3 separate regions of the Homo sapiens genome follow, and regions 1 and 2 are each linked to region 3. A link is a contact called in ENCODE Hi-C or POLR2A ChIA-PET data. All regions are on one chromosome and are shown on one strand. The core of a region is the stretch at or near the end of the contact, and the rest is flanking DNA. Distances in the headings are between cores, read along the strand shown.

Region 1 (3,349 bases), core at 41-2,540, 360 kb before region 3:
ATGAGCCACTGCGCCTGGCCTTTTGTATTTTTTAGTAGAGACGGGGTTTCACCATGTTGTCCAGGCTGGTCTTGAACTCCTGACCTCGTGATCTGTCCACCTTGGTGTCCAAATTGCTGGGATTACAGGCGTGAGCCACGGCGCCCAGCTGTTTTTTGTTGTGGGTGGTGGTGGTGGTTTGTTTTGTTTTGTTTTTGAGACAAGATCACCCAGGCTAGGGTGCCGTGGAGCAGTCATGGCTCACTGCAGCCTTGAACTCCTGGGCTCAAGCCATCCTCTTGCCTCAGCCTCCTGAGTAGCTGGGACTACAGGCACACACCATTACACCAAATTCAGTAGCTTCAAATAACACCCATTGTTAGCTCACAATTCGGTAGGACTGTAATGGATTGAATCATGACTCGTTCTCCCCACCAAATTCACATGTTGAAGTTCCAACTCCTACTACCTCAGAATGTCATCTTATTTGGAGATAGGTTCTTCTCAGAGGTGAACAAGTTAAAATCAAGATATCAGGCTAGGCCATATTCCAATATGACAGGTGTCCTTAGGAAAAAGGGAAATTTCATTATACACATCCAGAGAGAACATCAAATAGAAACGATGTGGTTATTTATTTATTGAATCAGAGTTTCACTCATGTTGCCCAGGGTGGAGTGCAATGGCACGATCTCAGCTCACTGCAACCTCCGCCTCCTGGGTTCAAGCCATTCTCCTACCTCAGCCTCCCGAGTAGCTGGGATTACAGGCGCCCACCATCACACCCGGCTAAGTTTTTGTATTTTTAGTAGAGACGGGGTTTCATCATGTTGGCCGGGCTGGTTTCAAACTCCTGACCTCAAGTGATCCACCCTCCTCGGCCCCTCAAAGTACTGAGATTATAGGGGTGAACCACAGCACTGGGCCCAGAATCCATTTTGAAGTGGAGCCAACAGGATTTGCTGCTGGGTGTTGTGAGAGTGGGAGGAGTCAGGGATGACGCACGGGTGTTGGCCTGAGCAGCTGGAGGAAGTGAGTTGCCGTGAGCTATGGGCACAGCCAGAGCTGGCTTTGTTGACTGTTTTATCTGATGCTGACCAGCCACTGACCTACTCTTCTTACAGATACATTGAGACTATCACACCGAGGGCCCACGGGCTTCGCTGGTCCGAGACCAAGTGTCCTTTCTCTTGAAGTGTTTGCATAATGTCTGCTTCAATGCACTGTAGGTGGTGTGCACTGTAGAGTTTCACTCTCAGGAGGAAATTTATTCCACAGCTGTAGCTGCACGTGTCTACCCAAAGATATTAACTTGCTGTGTTACCGACTCCTAGCATTCCTTAGGACTGTATGGCTTTGAACTTCATCTTGAGGCTTCTACACTCTGTGGCTTTGACTTGGCCCTCCTCTGCTACCTTTGATGATTCTCAGAAGCTGGTACAATTTCTTTTTTTTTGTTTGTTTGTTTTATTTTTTTGAGACAGAGTCTTGCTCTGTTGGCCAGGCTGGAGTGCAGTGGTGCGATCTCGGCTCACTACAAGCTCCGCCTCCCGGGTTCATGCCATTCTCCTGCCTCAGCCTCCGGAGTAGCTGGGACTACAGGCGCCCGCCACCATGCACAGCTAATTTTTTGTTTTTTTTAGTAGAGACGGGGTTTTACCGTGTTAACCAGGATGGTCTCGATCTTCTGAGCTGGTGATCTGCCCGCCTCGGCCTGCCAAAGTGCTGGGATGGGAGTCTTGCTCTGTCGCCCAGGCTAGAGTGCAGTGGCGCCATCTCGGCTCACTCCAGTTCTGCCTCCTGGGTTCACGCCATTCTCCTGCTTCAGCCTCCAGAGTAGCTGGGACTACAGGCAGCCGCCACCACACGTGGCTAATTTTTGGTATTTGTAGTAGAGACGGGGTTTCACCGTGCCCGGCCATAGTTATTCGTATGTTTATTGTTATTATTTTGTCTTTTTTTAATTTTTAGAGACAGGGTCTTGCTGCATTGCCCAGGTTGGAGGGCAGGGGCTATTCATAGGTGCGATCCCAGCCCACTGCAGCCTCAACTCCTGGCGTTGAGCGATCCCCCACCCCAGCCTCCCAAGTAGCTGGGATTACAGACACATGCCATTGTGCCCAGCTTGTATGTGTTTTCTGGGGTCATCCATTCCTTTAGCAAAAATGTGTTGAGCACCGGTGGAGCAGCAGTGCACCTGCCCAGGAGGCCCATGGCATGAGGCCGAGTGCAAACAGAAAGGGAGAGTAATTTCCTGGACTTTTACGAAGTGAGGCCCAAGGTTTGAACAGAATGCCCTGGTGAAAGGTTAGCTCATAGACCCCGGTGTGAGTTGAACTCTTAACCTTGTGGAGCAATAAATGAAGGCCTCCAGATATGAAATGATTTGCTTGGTGTCTCCTGCCTGCAACCTGTACATTTTTCTTCTAGACCATGCCTATTGTATTCTTGATTTTTTTTAAAAGACTATTTTGGGGAAACAGTTTTAAGTTCACAGCATAATTGAGAGGAAGGTACATTTATATGATTTTTAAACCTTGGAGGAAGAGGAAATTTTTTTTTTTGAGAGAGAGAGTCTCCCTCTGTCACACAGGCTGGAGTGCAGTGGCATGATCCCGGCCCACTGCAACCTCCGCCTCCCAGGTTCCAGTGATTCTCCTGCCTGTAATCCCAGCACTTTGGGAGGCTGAGGCATGCATATCGCTTGAGGGCAGGAGTTCGAGACCAGCCTGGCCAACATAGTGAAACCCTGTCTCTACTAAAAATACATAAATTACCCAACATGGTGATGCACAACTGTAATCCCAGCTACTCGGGGGGCTGAGGCATGAGAATTGCTTGAACCCGGGAGGCGGAGGTTGCAATGAGCCCAGATTGTGCCATTGCACTCCAGCCTGGGCAATAGAGCAAGACTCTGTCTCAAAACAAACAAACAAACAAAAAGTCTCAGAAAGGGAAATGAGCCATTGCAGAGAACAACTGTGTTTTGTGAGCGGGTCCCAACAATGCCACCACCAGGAGCGGGTGCCGCCCGCTCGGCCCCTGCAGAGCCGGGGACCTCAGAGGAAGGGGTGCAGGTGGCGGGGAGGGCCAGGCTGCAGATGCGGGGCCTCATTTTGTTTCCTTGTAAAGTGAATTCCCCAAAGGGTTCTGATGCTTTTGCTTGGCAGAGCAAGGGAAAATAAGACATTTTAAATGGATTCCATTGTCTTTCCTGGTGACAGAGCAGCCTCCCCAGCGTGTTTCCGTGTCTCTGTAGCCCCGTGAGAGCAGTTGCTCCCTTCTCCTCTTAAAACGCGGCAATAATGAGTCAGAAGAAAAAGTGCTTGTTGCCAAAGGCTGATTATTATAGGTCTCCGAGCATTCTGCA
Region 2 (3,527 bases), core at 913-3,412, 320 kb after region 3:
AGGAGAATGGCGAGAACCTGGGAGGCGGAGCTTGCACCGAGATTGCGCCACTGCACTCCAGCCTGGGTGACAGAGCGAGACTCCGTCTCAAAAAAAAAAAAAAAAAAAAAAAAAAAAAGAATCACCATATCCTAGCCTTGGAACCTGGGGCAAGTTTTACCTCTTTCAGCTGCAGTTTTTCTCAACTGTACATTGTGGCTAACAATTACAGCTAACTCACGGATTGATGAGATAACTCATGTGGAATCTATGGCACCATGCCTGGCACTTAGTATTAGCTAGTACACATTATTCATAGTGGGTTTTTTTTTTTTGACACTTTTGCTTTAACTCTTACTTTGAAAATGTGAATTTGTTCAAATGCATCAGATACATCCAGAAACAATCTGAGCATAATATAAATTTTGCATTTGCTTATGCATGAGAAAAACACTAGGAAGTGCAGAAAACCATATTCGGCTGAAATGAGCCATGCAGGAATGCACAAAATGTGCACACACATACACAGGCACCTTAAACATCTACCAGCTTCATCAGGTCACTGCATGTGTTATGAATCACATTCATCACATTGATGTCAGAACTTTCCATTGGACTTCAGACAGCCCTCCTTCCACCACTTCCTGATAACTCCCAAGCTGTAACCTAATGACACTTACTTCCCACAAGCAAACCTCAGGTGTTTTTCAAGCCAAAGTGCCTTTTCATTGTGGTATTTATATATTTCTTAGTTTTTCTGGTCTATAAAACTGTGTGACTGTTTTATTAGGTCCCCCCACTTTTTTTTTTTTTTTTGAGACGGAGTCTTGCTCTGTCGCCCAGGCTGGAGTGCAGTGGCGGGATCTCGGCTCACTGCAACCTCCACCTCCTGGGTTCAAGCACTTCTCCTGCCTCAGCCTCCTGAGTAGCTGGGATTACAGGCGCCCGCCACCACGCCCAGTAGAGACGGGGTTTCACCATGTTGGTCAGGCTGGTCTCGAACCCCTGACCTCGTGATCCACCCGCCTCAGCCTTCCAAAGTGCTGGGATTACAGGTGTGAGCCACTGTGCCCGGCAGGTCCCTATCTTTTTTAAAAAATAAATCTTTTCCTTTTTTTGGTCACCTATGAGATTTTTTATTGTTGTGATCCTTAACCCTCCATTTCACAGTAAGTTCTGGGTTTCTGTTTTAGAGACAGGGTCTTACTCTGTCACCCAGGCTGGAGTGCAGTGATGTGATCATAGCTCACTGTGGCCTCTACCTCCTGGGCTTAAGGGATCCTCCACTGCAGCCTCTTGGGTAGCTGGGAGTACAGGCACACACCACCATGTCCAGATAATTTTTATTTTTTATTTGTAAGAGAGACTGGGTCTTGCTTTGTTGCCCAGGCTGGTCTTGAACTCCCTGCCTCATGCGATCCTCCCACCTTAGCCTCCTGATTACAAGCATGAGCCAACATGCCCACTCCGTGTTTTTTACTGCATGATTTCGCATGGCATGATTTTTAGAAATGCACATGATGAACTATAGCAGAACTGACTATACACCATTTTTACATTGTATAGTGAAATTACATGGCTTCTGTGTAACGCTTAAGAAAAACCCTCATCCTCAAGATCAGAGGAATAGTCACCTAAACTTTCTTCATTTGTACTTTTCGTTCATTTTATCTTTCATATTAGAGCTGCCCAACAAGTACAAGAACATGGAAATAATAATGGTGTGTGATGTGTGTAGGCCACTGAAAATGAGATGGACCACACCAGTGAGGGAGGTAAATGCAAAATCTAATTCCCAACAAGTATCCTGATTGAATGTACAGAACTGTTTCATCATAATGATCCTATCTCCCCACCCACAATGTTTTTTTCTAATAATTATTTAAAAAACCAAATGTAGACTAGTAACAAACCTGAAGATCAATATGAGATAACCATTTCTCCATTCTACTATTTGTGATCATCACTGCTTTCTCCAGGACCTAAAACATCAGTTACCCACACTCTAGTCACCCAGAGGAGCAGCTGAGGAACTGGGCTCTTTCAACCACATCCTTCAACTGAGAAGCCCTAAAATGCAAGCAATAATATAGGGAACAAAGGGAAGGTTTTAACAGGCAAACCGCTATCTAAAAATCACTCCACTCAAACACCAGGGGGCACATCAGAGCACAGGGACGGTATCATGTCCTTCAAGGGGTTTCTGGGTCACCTTCCTGCGAAGAGTCTGGAGGAGGTGTTGAATGACACAGGATGGCAAGCTGGTGACTCAAGCATCCTATATTTTAAGCAACAGATGAGTGAACTCTTTTACTGGCAAAGAAACCACAAAGAAAAATTGGGTGGAGAGGTGCGGATTCTCAAATGCTTGTTTTGTAATACACACAAAGGTGTCATATATTCCTTTGCATATACCGAATATTACATAATAAAATAAAACAATTCAGAATGAGAAGAAAAAGGAATCATGAAGGAAACCCAAAGGAATTCTCAAATGGTCTTCTGGTCTTCTCTGTCTAGTGCTCTCTCTCCCCGCCTCTCATGGCAGCCCTGGAGGGACTCAGCTCTGCAGGAAAAAGCAGTGGAAGTCCAGGCTTTTCTGGCCCACTATAGCAGGGGACCTGAGCCAGCTCTCATAGTTTGAACAGGAGAGGGATCTGCAGCTCCACTTTCCATTGCTCTTTCTTTTTCCTCCTGCCTTAAGTTCACTCAAGTCTCCTTCCTTAGCATCATGGATTTACCTCTTCACTCCCGTCCACACTCTGCCTTAATTTCAACCATAGCCTCCTACCCAGTGACGAACATCTTCTTTGAGTATCTTGTTCATCCAACAGCCTTTTAAATCAAATCAAATTCTTTTTTTTTTTTTTTTGAGACAGAGTCTTGCTCTGTTGCCCAGGCTGGAGTGCAGTGGCATGATCTCAGCTCACTGCAACTTCTGTCTCCCAGGTTCAAGCAACTCTCCTGTCTCAGCCTCCCATGTAGCCGGGATTACAGCCGCCTGCCACCACGCCCAGCTAATTTTTGTATTTTTAGTAGAGACTTCGTGTTGGCCAGGCTGGTCTTGAACTCCTGACCTTAGGTGATCCACCTGCCTCAGCCTCCCAAAGTGCTGGGATTATAGGCATAAGCCACCGTGCCCGGCCCTTAATCAAATCAAATTCTTTAACACAAGCTTCCAAGCTTCCTATGAACTGCTCCCTTCTGTTCCAAAGGTTTTCACTTCCCACCCACTTTAGTTCATCATCCACCCTGGAAAAGTACTCACTCCCTCTTCTGCACATGCCTTTGAGGGGTGGGGTAGGGCAATCTTTCTTTGAATGTAAGTGCCATGTCTTCTCTTTTCTACTTGTGACCACCCTCTTCCTTTCTCCAAACTCTGAATTTCACAATTCTACTTCAAAACTATTTAAAATTACTTTTACCAGGGACTCTTTTCCACCTCAGATGATCTAGTCATCTTTTAGTTCTTGAACTCAATTGTGATTTATTTTGTTAAAGAAAATTATTGGCCAGGTGTGGTGGCACATGCCTGTAATCCCAGCACT
Region 3 (3,167 bases), core at 270-2,769:
GCTGCGCAAGAAAAATTACCTGTTCCTCCCTCTTGTCTCTTTTTGAGAGGGTGAAACTTTCATGCTTGTAATCTTAGCACTTTTGGAGGCTGAGATGGGAGAATTGCTTGAGCCCAGGAGTTCAAGGACAGCCTGGGCAACATAGTGAGACCCTGTCTCTACAAAAACATTTTTTGAAAAAGCTGGATGTGGTAGCACACACCCTGTAGTCTCAGCTACTCGGGAGGCTGAGGTCAGGAGAATCACCTGAGCCTGGGAGGTAGAGACTGCAGTGAGCCATGATTGTGCCACTGCACTCCATCCTGGGTGACAGAGCAAGACATCGTCTCAAAATATATTAAAAAAAAAAAAAAAAAGGTTGGGGGGAGTGCAAAATGTTTTCAGAAGCCCTTTTTCCTGCAGACTTTCCTACCAGAAATGCTTGACCATACCCATTCCTAAATGGCCACCACTCACTGTGATTCATCCCCCAGGGTAGGGAGGGCCATATCTTCGGGCCTCTTGAGTAAGAAAGTGGCAGCAGGAGGCCAGATGCGATGAGGTCAGGAGTTTGAGACCAGCTTGGCCAATATGCAAAACCCCATCTCTACTAAAAATACAAAAATTAGCCTGGCGTGGTGGCATACGCCTGTAATCCCAGCTACTCAGGAGGCTGAGGCAGGAGAATGGCTTGAAACTGGGAGGCAGAGGTTGCAGTGAGCCAAGATTGCGCTACTGCACTCCAGCCTGGGCGACAAAGCAAGACTCCATCTCAAAAAAAGAAAGTGGCAGCAGACATGGCTGCAGGTTGGCCACCGATGGACTACCCACACTCCCTTCTCTGAAGTTGATAGTCCTTTTGATTCTGAGATGCTCTGTGGCACTGACAAAGGTCGACAGAGTCTAGGGCTACTAGAAATGCTGTGAACTTGTCCTTGGTTTACTCCAGACCAAATGATCTTTTCTCTCTTAACAAGGGTGCGAGGGCACATGATAAACATTTACTGATTATGGGCACCCAGAAGGACCTTGATCTTCTGAGAGCAGGGCAAAGCTTTTGAAGGACTAATCTCTTCCAGCCCTTGTTCCTACCTCTTTTGTCTCTGGAGGATGCCAGAGATGATCATCCAGAATCTCAGCTCTGACCTGGAACAAGTTATTTTCCCTTTGGTGTCTCAAGAGTTTCACGTGAAGCATTAGGAGTGCCTGCCAGGTGGAATAGTGCAGAGGGCTGGATGAGATCATTCAGTCTGAGCGTGGCGAGCGCTTGGGCTTTGCTGTTGCTGGCGTTAGTGTAGTTTTCCATCAGTATCTGTGTCGGGGGCCTGAGCCAGCTCAGTGTAATTGCTTAGGGAACACTTTTATTTTTCATAGAAGCAGGAACAAGTTTCTGTCTCTTCCAGCTAGTCTTGCTGGTTGTGTGCCTCTGCTATCTGAAGAGCCAGCATCCTTAGTAGGGTCACATGTGGTTGAGTTTTATGAATGTGTTTGTTGCTGATAGGACACATTTCTTACCTGACAGGATGAGCACTCACAGCAGCCACATCACAGGGCTGACAGAGATGTGCCCCACTTTAAGAAAACCTGACCATATAAGGAGGAGTGTCTCAATTACAAAATAATGTCTCACTTAGCCAGAAATTCATGGCAGGTTTTCTGGTGCATTTAAAATAAGATTCATGTATAAAAATACCATTTGCACACAGGAGCCCATATTTTCTGAAAAGGGAAATGTATTGGGCATTTGGGGTAAGTAGATCAAAAATAAAAATAAAATCTTCTTACAAATACAAGAACTAGAAACCAAATTCCACTTCTAATTCTAAAAGGTTTATATATAACTCTACTACCTTACCCTCTCTTACCCCAGATTTTCACAGCAGAAGTAAACAGGGAAGATCTGCAGGCCGCTCACGATAGCAGCAAGGAAATGCCTGGCATAGTGTGTGGGTGGGTGGATGGCGGGGGTACCAGAGGCAGGGCTGGGGACCCCACTCTGGCATGTCCTTTATGACATGGATTGCTCATCTCACCCTGCTGTATTGTTGATTTGAGAACATTTGTGAGGCTTGGTCTAAAACATTATTGCTGGATCCCTTCCCATGGTGTGGTCAGTGAATGGCATTTAGAAATTGACCAGCTCATCCTGCCACCACGGACTCCTCTAACCACAGAGACACGTGCTGAGGTCTAACAGATGGGGACCAGGGAAGGCCTGGAGGAGAGGGCCAAATCTGGGATACTGACATGCCTGACTTTTCCCTTCCTTTCAGAAATGTTCCCACTGCCAGGAGGCAGGCGCCACCTTGGGCTGCTACAACAAAGGCTGCTCCTTCCGATACCATTACCCGTGTGCCATTGATGCAGGTAAGAGGAGACCACAGACCCTTGTCCAGAGCATCCAAAGGATTAGGACATACAGTTTGATTCTCTCTGTTGTCGTTGTTTTTTTTCTTTTCTTTTCTTTTTTTTTTTTTTTTTTTTTGTCACTTCATAAAAAAACTTCCCACCCATTAGCAGCACTCATCTCCCTTCCCTTCCCTCCAGTCCCTGGCAACCACTATTCTGTTTTCTTTTTTAAATTTTTATGATTTTTTTTTCCCTTTAAGCTCTGTTGGACTCAATCCTTTCTATCTCTGTGGGCTTTGCTGTACATTTGGGTTACTTCCACTTTTTGACTGTTATGAATAATGCTGCTATAGAACATTCACATGCAAGCATTTGTGTGAACATGTTTTCAGTTCTCTTGGATGTGTACCTGGGAGTAGAATTGCTGGATCATATGGTAACTCTGTTTAACCTTTTAAGGAACTGTCAGACTGTTTTCCAAAATGGCTGCCCCATTTTACGTTCTCAGTGGCAGTGCATGAGTGTTCTCCTTTCCCCAGGTCCTCCCTGACACTTGCTGTCATATGTGTTTCTTTTTTTTTTTTTTTTTAATTGTAGCCAGCCCAGTGGGTATGAAATGTTATTTCATTGTGGTTTTTATTTGTATTTCCCTGATGGCTAATGTCGAGCATTTTTTTCTTGTGCCTATTGGCCATTTGTACATCTTCTTTGGAGAAATAGCTATTCACATCCTTTGCCCATTGTAAAATTGGGTTGTTTATCTTTTTAATGTCAAGTTTTAAGAATTATTTGTAGGCCGGGCGGGTGGATCATGGGGTCAGGAGTTCAAGACCAGCCTG

Evidence for each region. A loop is a pair of places that touch in the nucleus more often than their neighbours do. ChIA-PET counts read pairs that join two places held with the same protein, here RNA polymerase II (POLR2A). Pooled maps may share reads with other maps.
Region 1: POLR2A ChIA-PET joins it to region 3 with 14 read pairs in activated T-cell. The contact joins two enhancer-like sites. A Hi-C loop is called at or near these places in 1 of 37 single-sample maps with no recorded cell type and 4 of 50 pooled maps. POLR2A ChIA-PET finds 5 or more read pairs at or near these places in 2 of 52 experiments (activated B cell and activated T-cell).
Region 2: a pooled map shows a loop between it and region 3 (2.3-fold over the local background). The contact joins two enhancer-like sites. A Hi-C loop is called at or near these places in 5 of 50 pooled maps. POLR2A ChIA-PET finds 5 or more read pairs at or near these places in 2 of 52 experiments (BJ and activated T-cell).

The regions. Positions count from the first base shown.
Region 1 is chr22:42,535,217-42,538,565 of GRCh38, reverse strand. All of the region lies in intron 2 of LOC124900479 (a long non-coding RNA gene), which reads right to left. Among named protein-coding and RNA genes, the nearest start is that of SERHL2, 17 kb to the left of the region's middle. Within about 2 kb of position 1,290, at least 5 of the 41 ENCODE cell types and tissues checked have a DNase peak (open chromatin) inside an H3K27ac peak, as active enhancers do.
Region 2 is chr22:41,856,391-41,859,917 of GRCh38, reverse strand. The region is part of intron 1 of SREBF2 (sterol regulatory element binding transcription factor 2); the gene reads right to left. Among named protein-coding and RNA genes, the nearest start is that of SREBF2-AS1, 23 kb to the right of the region's middle. Within about 2 kb of position 2,162, at least 9 of the 41 ENCODE cell types and tissues checked have a DNase peak (open chromatin) inside an H3K27ac peak, as active enhancers do.
Region 3 is chr22:42,178,788-42,181,954 of GRCh38, reverse strand. It overlaps TCF20 (transcription factor 20), which reads left to right. Exons shown (of 6, transcript NM_001378418.1): 3 at 2,253-2,346. Among named protein-coding and RNA genes, the nearest start is that of CYP2D6, 50 kb to the right of the region's middle. Within about 2 kb of position 1,519, at least 11 of the 41 ENCODE cell types and tissues checked have a DNase peak (open chromatin) inside an H3K27ac peak, as active enhancers do.